Linked DNA regions of Homo sapiens: region 1 is linked to region 2. A link is a loop called in an ENCODE intact Hi-C map of the cell type or tissue named here. Cell type or tissue: breast epithelium. All regions are shown on one strand. Links, peaks and the distances in the headings refer to the core of each region. The heading gives the core; the rest is flanking DNA. Region 1 holds the start of LOC107987016 (a long non-coding RNA gene). Region 2 overlaps DAB2IP (DAB2 interacting protein).

Region 1 (8,323 bases), core at 283-8,282, 110 kb before region 2:
GGCTCAAGCGATCCACCTGCCTCAGCCTCCCAACGTGTTAGGGTTACAGGCATGAGCCACCACACCCGGCCAAATATTTTATTCAGTACATGTTTATTGGGGGCCCACTGTGCTGGGCACAGTTCTAGGTGCTGGGATACAGACTGGAGCTTCCATGAAAGTAGGGGCTGGAGAATGATACACAAATAAATATATAAATAATGTCAGGTGGGATCCGAAGGGCCAGGAAGAAAACTAAAGCCGGGACAGGGGCAGACAGAGCCATGGGAGAGGCAGGGATGCAGGGGTCATGATATCTTAGAGAGGGTAATCAGGGGAGCCTCTAAAGGAGGCAGCATATGGCCAGGACCTGAACACGGGGGAGGGGGCTCTCATCCCAAGCAGAAGAAATAGAGGGACCTGTAATCCCAGCATTTTGGGAGGTGGAGTTGAGCAGATCATCTGAGGTCAGGAGTTCCAGACCAGCCTGGCTAAAATGGTGAAACCCGTCTCTACTAAAAATATGAAAATTAGCCAGGCATGGCGGCACACACCTGTAATCCCAGCTACTCAGGAAGCTGAGGCAGGAGAATCACTTGAACTTGGGAGGCAGACGTTGCAGTGAGCTGAGGTCGGGCCACTGCACTCCAGCCTGGGTGACAGAGTAACACTCCATCTCAAAAAAAAAAAAAGAATAAGAAAAAAAGAAGAAATAGGGAAGCCCTGAGGTGAGATGCACCTGGCAGTGCAAAGAAAAACTGGGAGGCCCATGTGGTTGGGGGAGGGGGGAGAGGAAGAGGGAGAAAGGAAAAGGAGAGAAGGGAAAGGAGGAGAGAGGGAGGGAGACAAGGAGAGAGGGGAAAGAGATGGGAGGAGGGGGAGATGAGCTGGTGGGCAGATTTTGCAGGGCCTGGCAGGCTGTGCTATGGGCTATGGATTTTAGATTCACTGAGCACCTCCTCTGGTCCAACTTCTATTTTTTTTTTTTTTTTTTTTTTTTTTTGCGATGTAGTTTTGCTCTTGTTGGCCAGGCTGGAGTGCAATGGTGCGATCTCAGCTCACCGCAACCTCTGCCTCCCGGATTCAAGTGATTCTCCTGCCTCAGTCTCCTGAGTAGCTGGGATTACAGGCACCCGCCACCATGTCCGGCTAATTTTGTATTTTTAGTAGAGACAGGATTTCTCCACGTTGGTCGGGCTGGTCTCGAACTCCCGACCTCAGGTGATCCGCCACCTCGGCCTCCCAAAGTGCTGGGATTATAGGCATAAGCCACCTCTCCTGGCCCCAAGTTCCATTTTAAGTTCTACCTGAATTAACTCATTAGTTCTCCTAATGGCTCTCCAGGCATGGCCTATTTTTATCCTCGATTACAGATGAGGAAACAGAGGCACTAAGGAGTGAAATCACTTGCCCAGGGTCATCCAGCTGGAAAATGGGGAGCTGGGATTTGGACCCAGGCAGGCTGATATCAGATCCTGAGCTCCAAATCACTAAGCTCTGCTACCTGTCCTTGGGGTGAGAAACCCAGTCGGGAGGCACCGGAGCCAGAGCCGACGCCGGATTCCAGCCCACGTGGGTCTGGCTAAATGGCTAGGGTCCGTGTCCTGCAGACGAGTGGTGCTGGGTTGAGGAAAGTGCCCCCGCCTTAGGTCAGTCTCCACCCTGGCTCCGAATCTCAGGAAGAGTAAGACATTCTGAGCCCTCTATGGGTTCCATTTGGCCTTCAATAGCAGGATGTAGCTAGAAAATCAGTGGCTTACTCATTGGCTTACATCTGTAATCCCAGCACTCTGGGCAGATCCCTTGAGGCCAGGAGTTTGAGACCAGCCTGGCCAACATGGTGAGACCCCATCTCTACAAAAAATACAAAATTAGCCAGGTACAGATGCGTGTGCCTCTAATTCCAGCTACTTGGTAGGCTGAAGAATGAGAATTGCTGGAGCCTGGGAGGCGAAGCTTGCAGTGAGCTGAGATTGCGCCACTGCACTCCAGCCTAGGGCACAGAGCAACACTCTGTCTCAACAAAACAAAACAAAACAAAAATCAGAACTCACAGCAGGAAAATAACCTGAAAGCAAACACAGCCAGGCTGTCACACATTTGCATGCCTTGATACACAGTAGTGCCACATGCCCGTCCTCCTCCAGTCTGCCTGATGAACTCCTCTTCATCCCTCATAGTCCAACTGGGCTGGCCCCACCTCTGCAAAGGCTTTCTGGATCCGGCTGAGCAGATCACTCCTCTCTCATGCTGCTCCTTTACCCTAGACCTGTCTTCTTACAGCTTTTAGGCCCCTGGGTTTTGGTTTCAATTATTCCTTTGTGTTTGGCTCCCCCATCTCCACCCAGCCCAGGCCTTGGCAGGGGCAGAGGGGGTGAGTGGGGCAGATGCCACATCTTGCTGTGCCACCCTCACTGGCCACATCCTCCCCAACAGGGCAGCCAATGAACAAGCTGGCCACCAGGTGCTGCTGTCTCTCCCTGATGCCCACTGAAGGACCCTGGTCCACCCACTCCCTCCTGCTGACATCCCTCCACGCAGCCAGACTCGGGGGGCCAGCTGCCACCAGTGACTCCTCAGCTCCTTCCTTTACATGGAGTGACAGGTCATGTCTGGAACCTGGGAATTCCTGCTGCTGCTGGAACAGGATCATGCAGTGGGCTGGTGGGAGCTATGGCTCCCAGAGCTATGCCCTCTGTCCCCACCACTCCACTGAGCTCTGATCCCGCAGCCAGTAGTGACCTGCCGGACATCGCCACATGTCTGTCTACATTTCTCAAACTTATCGTCACCACAGCAGAGTTCCCTCTGCCCAGCCCTACCCCTCTCTACACAGCCTCTCCCAGCTCCATGGACCAATCCACTTGCTCAGGCCAAGAGCCTCAGAGTCTGCCTGGACATGTTTCTTTTCTCTTCCTCCACATCTGTCAGGCTGTGCGTGAGGTCCCCACATATATCTTTTTTTTCTTTTTCAAGACTGAGTCTCACTCTGTCACCCAAGCTGGAGTGCAATGATGTAATCTCAGCTCACTGCAACTTCCGCTTCCTGGGTTCAAGTGATTCTCCTGCCTCAGCCTCCCGAGTAGCTGGTATTGCAGATGCCCAGCATCACACCCAGCTAATTTTTGTATTTTCAGTAGAGACGAGGGTTCAACATGTTGGCCAGGCTGGTCTTGAACTCCTGACCTCACGTGATCCGCCTACCTCGGCCTCCCAAAGTGCTGGGATTACAAGTGTGAGCCACCGTGCCCGGCCCCCACATGTATCCTGAATCTGTTTACTTTTCCCCACCTTTGCTACCAACACCCTGGTTGAGGTCTTTCTCCTTAGGGACCACAGCAGTGACCCACTGGCTTCCTGCATCCTCTTTGGCCACTCCTCCGGCCACCTTCCCCTTGTAGCCAGGGAACCTCTCATGTCACTCTCCTGCTTCAACCTGCAATGGCTCCCACATCCCCTGGCCCACAAGGTCCTTGGAGAGGTGGCCTCTGTGACCTTCCCCTCTTCTCCTGGACTACTCTTCCAGCGGTTCCCAGCCCTGGCCATGCTGGCCATCGTTCCTACCCTCCTGCTCAGCCAGCTCACTCTCACCCCGGCTTTGCAGCAGCTCTGCCCACTCCTGGATGCTCGGCCCCTGAACTCTGCATGGCTGGCTTCTGTTTGCCTGGCAGGTTGCTGCTTGGATATCACCTGCTCTGTTGTGCAGCCCCCATGTAATTCTCTGAATAGCACTCCTTTCTACCAGACAGCGTGCGTGTCTCCCCCCAGCTAGGGTGGAAATTCAAAGGAGCAGGGACACCCACCATCCCAGGCCTTCTACAGGGCCGGGCACAAAATCAGACTCAACAACAGCTGGTGGAATGAATAAAAGAACAGAGGGGGCTTGCACGCGCTTTGCCGCCACACTGGGAATTTTGCAAACACAGGCGCCTTTTGACCCAGCAAGTTGATGTCTAGGGTTTTCTCCTAAGGAGATCAGTAGACAGATGCCCACAGAAGTACAGTCAAGATAGTCCTTGCAGCGTTGCTTGTCATCATGACTACTGGCAGCAACCTAGGTGTCCATCAATAGGGGATTGGCTCAAAGCAGGTGTGACACAGCCAAAGGGTGGAATGTTACGCAGCCACTAAATAGATGGGTCTCTTATCATAAAGGGAGGGAAGCAGAGCCTAGTGCCCGATGTTCAATACGATTAATCCCTGGAGGGTAGGAGCTCTGGTTGTACTTAAACATGTCTAATTCATAACAAGAGGGAAATGGATTGGGAGGTGGGAACTGTCAGGGTCATCCAAGTCTGTACCTTGACTGGTGAAGAAAGTGAGGCCCAGGGAAGCAAGACCCTCTCCCTAGGTCACAGCACTGCCTAGAGGCACAGCCAGAGTTGGGGTCCAGATCTTCTTCCCACTACTTCTGCTCTCAGCAGGTTCTGGGGGTACAGCCAGCCGAGTGAAGGGTGCATCCTGAGCCTCCATGTAGACCCTCAAGTTGAGTCCTTTCTTTTGGAGCCTCAGTTTCCTCATCTGTAAAATGGGCCCATGTTCTCCCACGCTTCCTTTACTAAGCTGGGGAGATGATAAAATTTGTATGAGGAAGAGCAGTGCCCTTTACTGAGTGCTTAGGACACACCCAGACCTGCCCTAAGACTTTGATGCACATTACCCCATTTCATCTGCACAATAACTATCTGAAGTAAGGGCTTGAGTAGCCCCATTCTGCCAACGCGACTCACAAGAGTTGAGTAACTCACCGAGTGGCACCCAGCTAGTTGGTGGCAGAGCCTGGATATAAATCCAGATGGTCAATTTCAGCCCCATCCTGCTAACCACCACATTCTATCTGAAAAGAGACCACGTGTGCATATGTACAAATGGACACGCAGATCCCCTGGGGCCTTGGAGGACTAGGGAGACCTGGACCTGAATCCGTCCACTGGCTAGTGGTCCAAGGACCTGATTTCCCCCTTCTGCCTCCTCAACCCCCAGTCTGCCCTACCCACTGATTAGAGCCAGGGAGCCTGGTGCCTGCAGCTAGCCTGGGTAGGGCCAGTCTCCCTGTAATTAAGGCAGCGGGAGGTTGGGAGCTGGGATCCCTGTCATCCGAGGTTGGGGAGGAGGGGTGACGAGTGACTGAAGGAACCTCCCTGTAGCCAGGCCAACCACGTCAGCAGCCACTGGCTGCTCTGGGCAGCAGTGGGTGGCCAGGAGCAAGCCCGGTGGGTTCTTACCTCTCTGCCACCCCTGGCCTGGACCCTCCTGTTAGCCTCCTGCCTTCACTCCCTGTCTCCCTGTATCTCCCTTCTCTAAATGTCTCCTCCACCCCAGCACCAGAGCCATGTCTCCAAAAACCAGGTCACCAAGGCTTGGCTTCTAGTGTTCCAGCCATGCTGTGGGGATAGAGGATTTCTCCTGCTTTCAGAGCAGAGCGTTAAGAAGGCTGCGGGGAGCCGCTTGCAGGAGCTCCCAGGCAGCCATTGAGAAGGAGGTCATTTCCCTGGAACAAATGCCTGCTGGGGCTGTGTGTCACCCTCTGGAACACGCCCACACCCCCAGGCTGGCACTCCAGGCCCTTTCTTGATCTAGCCCAAACCTGCTTATCAGCCCTGACTTCCTCCCAGTCACCTGTCATTTCCATTGTGTGTTACCTTCTTGCCTCCACGCCTTTGCTTGTGCCATTCCCTCTAACTGGGACGCCCTCACTTTTCCCTGCTTGGCCCATCAAATTCTGCTCTTCTTTCTCTGCCCAGTTCAAACACCTCCTCCTCTCGGCAGCCTTCCCTGGTTGAGCCCAAATGAAGCTGTCTCCCATAAGCCCACGGTACTGCCCTGTGGCTTGGGTGGGCTTGTGGGAGAGGAAGATGCAGATTTTTTTTTTTTTTTTTTTTTTTTGAGATGGACTCTCGCTCTGTCGCCCAGGCTGGAGTGCAGTGGCACGATCTTGGCTCACTGCAACCTCCGCCTCCCGGATATAAGTGATTCTCCTGCCTCAGCCTCCCAAGTAGCTGGAATTACAGGCACGCATCGCCACACCAGGCTAATTTTTTGTATTTTTAGTAGAGATATGGGGGTTCACCATGTTGGCCAGGCTGGTCTCTAACTCCTGACCTCAGGTGATCCGCACGCCTCAGCCTCCCAAAGTGCTGGGATTACAGGTGTGAGCCACCACGCCCGCCTAGGAGATGCAGATTGAATGCAGATTGATTGAGATGCATCTTTGTCCTCCCCACCATCCCAGCACCAAGGCTGTGCACTCTCTGGGGTCCAGACCTGCCCTGGTGGTCACTCACAACTGTGGCCTTGGTCAAGTCACATCACCTCTCTAAACTGCATTGTCCCCGTCTGTAAAATAGGAGAACCAGAGTTTCTCCTGGAAGGGACCATAGTGAGGAATGTATGAGACAATGTGGGCAAATACTTGAAATGGTGCTCACCTCTGGTGCCTGCTTAATAAATAGCACCCAGGGTTCCTACAGCTGTGGCCGTGGAGCCTGCATCTCCCTCTCCCCTGGTGGCTTCCCCTCTTTTACAAGGTCACCAGGGAGGCCTTCCCAGAGGACAATCCGGATCATGTCATTCTCACAGACCCTCCTCCAGGCAGGCCTGGAGTCATCCCCAAAGGCTCTGTCCAACCCACTCCTGCCTCTCTCCCTGGCTCCCCCGTCCCATCTCTCACCAGCCTCGCATCATTTGCTCTACTCCAACCACCTGGAACTTATTCGGGGGGGCACTGAACGCCCCACGCACCCTTTCACCTCAGGGCTATTGCACAGGTCACTCCCTCCTTCTGTACCTGGCTAACTCCTTCTCGTCCTTTAGGCCCCAGCTTACGTGCCCATTCCTCCAGGAGGCCTTCCCCGACCACCTCTTCCATCCAGGTGAGGCGCCCCTTCTCTGTTCCTGCAGCTCTTGCACCACACACTGCGCTGCAATGACCTGCTTTCCTGTGAGCTCCAAGAAGCCAGGCACTGTGCCTCGCTCCCTGCTGCAAACTCAGCACCGGGCACGGTGTCTGGTGCAGACTAGATGCTCAAAAAACATTTAGTGACTAACTGAATGGATGGATGAGTCAATTTCTGCATCCCCCACACTGCGGGAAATGTCTGTAGAACAGATTTGAGTGGGAGGTTCCAGCAGGGCCTGGGAGAAGCCCTTGGGGTTTGGGCACTGGGGGTAAACAGAGCAGACCCCCCAACCCCTCCCCTGGGGGGCTGGGCTCCCCGCTTCCTGCAAACCCCCTGGGCCCCAGAGCCGGCTTCCAGATGCTAAGCCCGTCTCAGCCTCACCTCTTAGCTTTTCCATCTGCACAGCCGGGCCAGATCCCCGCAGCCAGCATCACGGGCAGCCAGGCCAACCGTCCCGGCGTCTTCCTATTTTAGACATCTCGCTGCCTCAGTCCCTTCTAATGTTTCCAGCCAGGCTGCGGGGGGAGGAAAAAGAGGTTACTGCTACTTTAAATGTACTGTATGAAGGCGAGGGCTGGAAAGGGGCCTGCTTGCAGGAATACCCAGTCATCTAGTTGGAAAAGCCGCCAGATGGAATACAAAAGGAGGAACCCAGACGCTCATGGAGACAGCCTCGGTTCATAAATCAGGTGGGGCCAGGGGCTGGGGGCCCACACGCCATGGAGCCCGACTCCCTTCTGGACCAAGACGACTCCTACGGTAAGACGGTGCCAGCAAAGTGCAGAGTTGGGGGTTTCAGCCTCTCTGCTCAACAGACTTTTCTCTGCTATAGGAATCTGAGTTGAAGCAGGGAGGCAGTCAGGCATCTGGGCACTGTCTGGTCTTGGGACCCATGGGTGGGCATGGGTGCGTTGGGCTATGAGACTCAGGGCTGGAGGGTCCCTGGAGCGGGCAGCCCCTCAGACTCCAGGCATTGACAAGGTCCAGGGGAGGGAGAGAGAGTTTCTCAGCTGCTTCTGTTTTGCTCCTGGCCAAGAAGGAAAGGAAGGAAGTTTTGCAGCCCCCCTGCCTGTCTGCCTACCTCGCTGTTCGCCAGGCCTGCCCTGTGCTGTGGGGAATTCAATTAGTGCGATCCTGCGGATAAATATAGATGGAAGAGGCAACAGGAACATACCTTGTAATTAAAGGCCAGGGCTCATGCTGAAAGCACTCCCCGTGTGACAGGGCCCCAGTGGCTGCCACCGGAGAGCTGCCCAGGCCACTGGAAGCTCTGCATGCATTATTGGGGGAAAAGTTGCTCGGGACAGAGCCCATGCAGAGTCTGGAAGAGGGATTTATAAGACTCGGAAGGGTTCCTTCGTGGTGGTTTCTGCAGGCCTGGGGCTCCAGCGACGCAGTAACTCAGCTCCTGCACTACTCAGCCTGGCCAGAGAGCTCACATTTGG
Region 2 (8,323 bases), core at 283-8,282:
TGGGAGGCCGAGGCAGGAGGATCGCGAGGTCAAGAGATCGAGACCATCCTGGCCAACATGGTGAAACCCCGTCTCTACTAAAAATACAAAAATTAGCTGAGCATGGTGGCACACACCTGTAGTCCCAGCTACTCGGGATGCTGAGGCAGGAGAACCGCTTGAACCTGGGAGGTGGTGATTGCAGTGAGCCGAGATCGTGCCACTGCACTGCAGCCTGGCAACAGAGTGAGACTCCGTCTAAAAAAAACAAAAAACAAAACAAAACAAAGAACAAAAATTAGCCGGGCATGGTGGTGCATGCCTGTAATCCCAGCTACTCAGAAGGCTGAGGCAAGAGAATTGCTTGAACCCAGGAGGCGAAGGTTGCAGTGAGCTGAGATTGCACCACTGCATTCCAGCCTGGGCGACTGACCTAGACTCCATCTCAAAACAACAACAACAACAAATTCTTATCATTAGATTATTCTCACCTCGATAATTCAGGATGATTTCCCATCTCAAAATCCTTAACCTCAACCACATCTGCCAAGTTCCTTTTGCCATGTAAGGCAACATATTCACAGGTTCTGGGAATTAAGAGTGTGGACTTCTTTGGGGGACCATCATTCTGCCTTACTCATTCTGGATGTAACACAGTTTGTTTAACCATTCATCTATAGAAGGATGTTTGGTTGTTTCCAGTTTTGGGGCTATTAAAAATAAAGGTGCTGTGAACATTCTTGTAAAAAAAAATGGTATATAAGTGGATTACACACCATTTCCTTTTGCAACTGATTTTTTTCACTCGACATCATATTTCTGAGTTGTATTCATGTTGATCTCTATAGCTCTAGGTCCTTTGTAGTGCCATTGTGTTCCATGTGAATAGTGTCCTCCCTTCCTTGCTGTGTAATGTTCTATTGAATGACTGTTCCCCTATTGGTGGACATTTAGGTTGCTTCTAACTTTTTGCTGCTACAAAGAGTGCTGCGGTCAGTATCTTTGTGCAGATCTCCACGTGTGCAGGATGAAGCAGTTTTCTTGACTGGATGAGTAGGAGGGAAGGTTCTGGCCCTAGCACATATGTGTTGTCGGTTCCTACTGGCTATTGTGTAATTGTTCTTCAAGCCCTTTTCACTCCATCAGCAGTGATGAAAGTGTTCTGTGCATCTCTGCCAACATTTGGAGTCGCAGTTCTTTTTAATTTCTAGACTGGTTTCTTTTTCATTTCTTTTACTTAGTTTCTTTTAAATTCTGGACTGGTCTAGGACCTTTCCAAAAGGTATGAAATGGCATCTGAGACTTTTAATTTGCATTTTCCCGATCACTGCCGAGGACACAGGGACACCCCAGTCCAGCACCTCCTTGTTCTACACTCTTGCTGACTTCTTTTCTCCTGACGTTAGCGTTAAGAGGTTGCTGCCTCTACCTGCCTTTAAGTATTAAGATCTGGGCGATGCAACCCGACAACTGAAATTTGGTGTCTTGTCTGAAATTACAGGATGTTCCTCAGGCCGCCGTGTTTCCATGGGAACAAGTAACAGTCATCCTTCATGATTAGGTGGTAACCATGGCAACCAAGCCAGCAGCATTTGAATGAAACTGATTTTATTTTATTTATTTTTTGCAAACACATGAAGGTTAAAATGCATTTCTCCAGCTGTGGCTTCCAAGAATAGGAAGACAGCCTGGTAAATGGAGACCCTTTCCACCTCCTAGAGGAAAGGGGATCCAGGATCAGCTGGTCCCATGGCCTAATTTTGCAGACTAGGTGACCGAGAGGTCACATAGAAGTCATGCAATGAGTTTGAGCCGAGGAGGAAAGACTGCTGGATCATGCTCGAAGGTCTGGGGCGCACTCTTAAGAGATCGGCTGGGTCTCCCTTCCCGTGATCTAACCCTAGGAATGCCACTTTCATACTGTGTGATCTTAGCAGATTCACTTCACCTCTCTGGGTTTCTACTGGCACCAGCTGTGGTGCTAGACCTATGGGACCATGAGGCCAGGCCTCCCAGTGTCTGTTTGCCCAAATTAGAAAAGATTTGCTGCAAAATGAAAGGCCAAAGGCAGCATGCTGGGGCCTAGGACCCCGAGGCTGAATCCCCAGGGTCCAGAGTTAGAACTCAGGGTCAGTTCCCTGCCTTCTTTTCCTGTGTAAAATAATAGAGGGTGTGTGTGTGTTTTTACTTGGTTCCAAGGACTGGAGATGACCACTGCTCTTACTCCCTGACTCATTGGATTGATGAAATCAGCTCAGAGAGAGAAAGGGGCAGCCATGGAGTCACACAGCAGAGTCAGGGTTGAATCCAGGCTCCTGGTGTCAGCTTGGCTCCTCACCCAACCCCATGCTCCATGTCCCCTCCATCTTCTCTGGGGCTGGAAGTGTGGGTTTGGGGGCAGTTTAAGGGACTTTCGGCATATACTCTTGCTTCTTCCCTGGAGGACTTTTAGAGGTAGTCACTTTTGCTTCTCAGAACTTCAGTTTCTCCATCTGGAAAATGGAACTCACTATAGAGCTGCCCAGGTTGTCCTGTGGGATTACATTTGAAAGGGTCCAGAACATGCATTCTCAGCAGGGGCGAGATTGCCCCTAAGTGGGCAAAAAGTTGGTTCTTGGGCTAGAAGATGAAAAAAAACCTTTCTGTACAAAGCCCAGTATACACACAGTACATAAAAGATACTGTATGTCTGTGATATTAAAATTTTATGGAGGGGAAATTAGGAAAAAAGTGTCTAAGAAGACTTTTAAGGGAGAGCGACAATGAAAAAACATTGAGAAACGTGGGTCCAGAACCCAGCGATCCATGTCTTCATTAACTTTGTGTTTAGAGCTTACGGCAGGTGGCTGGCTCCGTGGGGAAGGTGTGTGGGGTGTCAGGTCAGGAGAGAGCCTGGCCTGGCCCAGACTCTGCCCTCGATGTTCAGTGTGACCACGGGCACATCACAGCTCCTCTCAGGGCCTGGTTTCCCCATCTGTGGGTAAAGGAGGTCCCATCAGCTCCATGGGTGACTCCCAGGCAGTTGAGCTCCCACCTGGTGGATCAGTTCAGGGTCTGGAGAAAAGCAGGTGGTGCCTCAGACTATGGTGATTAGAGGAGCGTTTAATAGAGGGGCTGCTTATGAAGGCGTGGGCAGGCCTCGGGAACCACGGGGCAGTGCAGGACCCCAAAGCTAGGGACAGCGGGGGCTGCTTCCCTGAGGCCCCATGGAGGAGGGGAGAGCGTGGTTGCTGGGAGGCAAAGGTCCAGAAGATAGGGTCATCCCGATGGTGGCTGGGACCTTCCGTGGAGGAGGCAGGCAGCCCAGATGACTCTCCCTCCTCCCCTCATCTCTTGCCAGGGTTCCTCTTTGGCCAAACCACATGGAAGTTGAGGGTCTAGAAGCTCAGATCATAAAGTCTATACAGGCCAGTGCCCTGGAGCAGAAGGCAGTGCACAGAGACGTGGAGAATGGAACTAGGGGCCACACAGGAGATACCTGGGAAGGTGCCCCAGGTTTCCCTCCAGTTTCGTATGGAGTGCAGGCCTTGCCCTGGGTGTGGGCTGGGAGACTGGAGAGGTCAGGGAGGAGAGCCAGCCGCCCTGTGCAGGAGGGAGAGTGGGCCCCTATCCTCCGGCCACCTGGGATCCTTGCGGCCTTCCTAGCTTCTCAGGTGGAGGGGTGTAGCCAGGGCTTCTGAATGGAAGTTAAAGACTTCTGGGAGCACTCTTTGCTATAGACCTGTTGTTGAGGGATCACACACACATTTCTTTGCTTCTGGTCTCAGCTTCATCATCTGTCGAATGGGAGATTGGACCAAGCAACCTCTGAGAGCTTCCTGGCCCAGACCCAGGAGGCAAGAGGCAGGATTCTGGGCATCAGTGTTGGTCTCAGTGGAAAGACATCCTCACCGGGCACCCAGTGTTCTACCAGGGCACTCCATGCACCTCTTGCCTGGAGTGGTGAGGGCCCACCTACCCAGGAAAGTGTAAAGCTGTGGCCAGGGTGGTGTGTGTGTGTGTGTGTGGTGTGTGTGTGTGTATGTGTCAGGAGAGGGAGGGTAGTTCCTGGAAGCTCCAGCTGCTTTTGTCCTGGTGATCCCAAGACCCCTGTGGGGCAGCCTGACTCTGCCAACCAGGTTCCATAACTGCAGTGGGTACCCCGTGTTTGTTGGTTTGATGGAGGCATCTTGACTAAGCACTGCAGGGTGCCTGGCTCTGGGTGGGGGTGGGAAACAGACAACCCATCTTCCTGCTGAGTCGCCAAGTAGCAAGTCTGCAGGGCTGACTGATGTGCGGGGTTGTGAGTCATCCTTCCTAAAGTGATCTGGGCGCCCCCAGCATTGCCCCAGAGCTCAAAGGATGACAGTTCCCGCAGGAGGCCATTCCAGGGAAGAGAATTCTAGGGAGGGGGAGAGCATAGGTAAAGGTGTGGAGGTGGGACATTCCTGCATCGTGGCAGGTACAGCAAAGAGGGTTAGCAAGAACAGAAGCCAGAGAGTGTGTGAGGTAGAATGGCTTTCGGTGCCAAGGTGAGGAGTCCCTTCTTTCTGAGGGCATTGAGGGCATTAGAAGCAGTCGGGCTTAGGGTCCTGACTGTGCCTGGCACTGCCCATCTCCCACTTCTACCGCTTTCCCTAGAAAGGTGGCTGAACCCGGGGGTCTGCCTCTGGCTAAGGTTTGCATCCTGAGACTAAGCCCTGAGTACCTCCTATGCGTTGGCCCCTTGGCTGGGTGTTGGGACCCATGGGACTTAAGGCTGAAGGAGCCATGGACTCGGTCCAGACACACTGGACCCTCATTCCTGTTGTGGTGCTCAGTAGCCCTGTGACCTTGGGCTGGTGACTGCACCCTGAGCCTCAGCTTCTGCTCTGGTCATTGGTAGCTTGGCTGAGTATAGCAGATGGGACACAGGTTATGGGTGACAGCCTCCCAGAGGGAGGTGGCATGTGCTGTCACAGAGGACAGGAGGGTGCTCCAGGTGGGTGGTGCGAAGGGGTGAGAGATGAAGGCAGACAGGAAAGCATGGGAAGAATTTTCCTAGCAAAACCTCCAGAAAGAGTGGTTATCCCCTGACTGTGACTAGAGAGATTGTGGAGGAGGAGGTCCAAGGAAAGTTCTAAGCAGGAAGCACCGTGCGGGAACAGCAAGGGCCTTAAGAGACGGCGCCAGGCTGAGGATGAGCCATGTGGGAAGGGAGCTTTTCTGGAAGAGGCGCCTGGGGCTGGATGGTCTGGACCTGGTGTCAATGCCTGCCCCAGGCCTGCCTGGAGGTCAGCGGGCCTGAACCAGTCTCAGGACAGCTTTGCCTGCTTGGCCATGAGCCAAGGCTCAGGATGAAGCCTGTGCTTCTGTGGACTCCTGTCCATGTGACTGTGTGGAGGGAATGGCCTGGAAAGCACACAGTGCCCCAGCATCCTGTTCTGCCTTCTGGAAAGCCTGCTCCTTGTGTGAACCCCATGTCATCTGTCCTGTGTGTGTGTGCGCACGTCCCCTGCTCAGTAGGTACCTGGGGTGGGTCTGGGAGTGTACACATTGGAGTATCTGCATGAATATAAACATGCACATGTGTTTGTCTGGGCATTACCGTCTCACTCCACACCCCTGTGTGTTCACACCTACCAGGGAAACCTCTGCCCTGTCCTTCTTCTCCCTTGCGAGTCAACAGGTCTTTCCCAGGCACCCCCCACGCACCAGGCTCCATGCAGGGTGCTGGGGAGGTGGAGATGCAACCAGCTTAGGCGTAGGTGTTAGGAGTTCTGCAGACGCACACACACACACACACTCACACACACACGCACACACACTGCAAATGAGAGCGTTGATAGGAGACTCAGGTCTAGTTATTGCTGTAGGAGCCAAAAGCGAGGCAAGAGCTGGAAGTAGAGGGGGTCACCCAGGACCTCCTCCAGGGCCTGCAGGATGGACCAGGCTGGGGAAGGGGAGCAGGAAGGGAGTCCTCTGTTGGGGGCCACCTCTGGAGCAATGGCAAAGAGGCAGCTGGTGCCACGCTGTTGTGGGGGAACCAGTGAGGAAAGTGGCCAGGTTGGCAGGTTGGACAGACTCAGGAGGTTTTATGTAGGTGTGCTAAGGCCATGACTAAAAGTTTTCAATGAGCTGTCACCATTTAAGAGTCAGAATACTTCATATTTTGAAAAACCCAGATTATCAGCCTCTCTTGAACCATGGCAGCTATGGCTGCCCTGAGCCCCTCCTTGTGATGTAGCAGTAACCAATTAGCGCCGAGTGGCTGGCTGCTTTCCTAGATTCTGGATTTCCTGCTGGCCTCTGTAGGCCTCCCAAGTTTAAAGCCTCTGGAAAATAACTGGAAGCCAGAAGTCACAGATTCTCATGTTTGAAAAAACGTGGGGGCTGACATAGTGGCTGAGCCCTGTAATCCCAGCACTTTGGGAGGCCAAGGTGGGAGGATCGCTTGAGGCCAGGAGTTTGAGACCAGCTTGGGCAACAAAGGAAACCCCCATCTCTACAATTTTTTTTAAAAAAATTAGATAGGTGTGTTGGGGTGTGCCTGTGGTCCCAGCTACTTGGGAGGCTGAGGCAGGAGGATTGCTCGAGCCTAGGAGTTCTAGGCTGGTTGAGTATGATTGCATCACTGCACTCCAGCCTGAGCGAAAGAGTGAGACCCTGACTCTAAAACAAACAGAAAACTTGAGAAGTCATCCAAGCTCCCCAAGTGTGGCATCCCAGGAGATGGCTCAGTTATCTGTCTGCTTATATGCCTCCAGTGACAGGGAGCCCACTACATTACAAGGAGTGGGGGTTTTGGGGAACCTTTCCCCCCGCTTTTTTTTGAGACAGAGTCTCACTCTGCTGCCCAGGCTGGAGTGCAGTGGCACGATCTTGGGTCACTGCAACTTTCGCCTCCCGGGTTCAAGTGATTCTCCCACCTCAGCCTCCCGAGTAGCTAGGACTACAGGCACACAACACCACACCTGGCTAATTTTTGTATTGTCAGTAGAGACAGGGTTTCACCATGTTGACCAGGCTGGTTTCGAACTCCTGACCTCAGGTGATCCTCCCGCCTCGGCCTTCCAAAGTGCTGGGATCACAGGTGTGAGCCACTGTGCCAGGCCTTTTTCCCCCCTTTTTAAAAAATTGCGATAAAATATGTAAAACATAAAAGTTATCATTTTAACTAGTTTTAAGTGTACAATTCAGTGGCATGAAGTCCATTTGTAATGTTCTGCAACCATCACCACTATCCATTCCTAAAACTCTTCATCACCCTTTACAGAAACTCTGTACCATTAAGCAATAACTCCTTGTTCCCCTCTCTCATCAGCCTCTGCTAACTTCAAATCTGCTTTCTGTCTCTACGAATTGGCCTCTTCTAGATAGTTCATATAAATGGGATCATACAAAATATGTCCTTTTGGGTTACTCAGCGTAATGTTTTCAAGGTCCATCCACATTACAGCTTAAATCAGAACTTCATTCCTTTTTAGAGCAGAATGGTATTCCTTTGCATGTCAGTACCATGTGTGTGTGTCCATTCTTCTGCTGATGGACCCTTGGGTTTCCACCATTTGGCTGTTGTGAACATTTGCATACAGGTATTTGAGTACTTGTTTTCAATTATTTTGGGTTATACCCAGGAGTGGAATTGCTGGGTCATGTGGTACTTGTATTTTTAATTTTTGGAGGAACTGCCAGACTTTTCCATAGTGCCTGGACCATTTTCTAGGGACCGGTTTGTCTGTTGTCCTGACTGGGATGGGAGTGGCAGGAGGCCCTAGCTGTGTGGCCTTGGCTGTTCTTGTTCAACCTCTCTCTCCTCCTCTGTTGGCAGAGTCGCCTCAAGAAAGGCCGGGCTCTCGGCGCAGCCTGCCTGGCAGCCTTTCCGAGAAGAGCCCCAGCATGGAGCCCTCGGCCGCCACGCCGTTCCGGGTCACGGTAACTATCTCTGCGTCACCAACACCGCCACTGCCACCACCATCACCACCTCGCCCGGGGTGCTGCTCTGTGACCCCACGGCCCCCCTTCCTGGAGCCTCATGGACCCGGAGAGCATCCGGCCTCCCTTGCTCTAGGTATCCGATCCCTCAGCTGCTCCCATCTCCGTGGCTCAGCCCTGGTCCCGGGGGCCACATGGGGGGTCCCATCCTGAGAGGGAGGGGGCAGGTGGAGGACAGACAGCACCGAAGGCTATGGGGCCCAGCGCTGAGCTGGCCCGGAAAGAGAAGAGGCTCTTGTTAGTTTAGATAAATGTACCCTTGAGGGCGCACACACACTGTGCTTCTGCAACCCCGAAAAGATGCACTATTTTTGTTTCCATATATTTTAACACCTCTCATGGCATACCATAATTTAAATCTTTCTTGGTGGTACATAAAATAATGCTATAT

Evidence for each region. A loop is a pair of places that touch in the nucleus more often than their neighbours do. Peaks named below come from ENCODE experiments on the same cell type or tissue, not always from the same donor. Only the 100,000 strongest peaks of a DNase experiment are listed, where the experiment ranks them.
Region 1: a loop joins it to region 2, with 18 times the contacts of the local background. A loop is called at or near these places in 37 of 110 quality-filtered maps.

What each region holds. Positions count from the first base shown.
Region 1 is chr9:121,559,592-121,567,914 of GRCh38, forward strand. It overlaps LOC107987016 (a long non-coding RNA gene), which reads right to left and starts at 7,393. Exons shown (of 2, transcript XR_001746560.2): 1 at 7,260-7,393. It also overlaps a transcript of DAB2IP not described here. In breast epithelium, for the core only: no CTCF peak of the experiment used is centred there; no DNase peak of the experiment used is centred there; H3K4me3 peaks cover 1,234 bases; H3K27ac peaks cover 1,241 bases.
Region 2 is chr9:121,670,910-121,679,232 of GRCh38, forward strand. It overlaps DAB2IP (DAB2 interacting protein), which reads left to right. Exons shown (of 16, transcript NM_001395010.1): 2 at 7,769-7,872. Among named protein-coding and RNA genes, the nearest start is that of DAB2IP, 23 kb to the left of the region's middle. In breast epithelium, for the core only: no CTCF peak of the experiment used is centred there; no DNase peak of the experiment used is centred there; H3K27ac peaks cover 1,066 bases.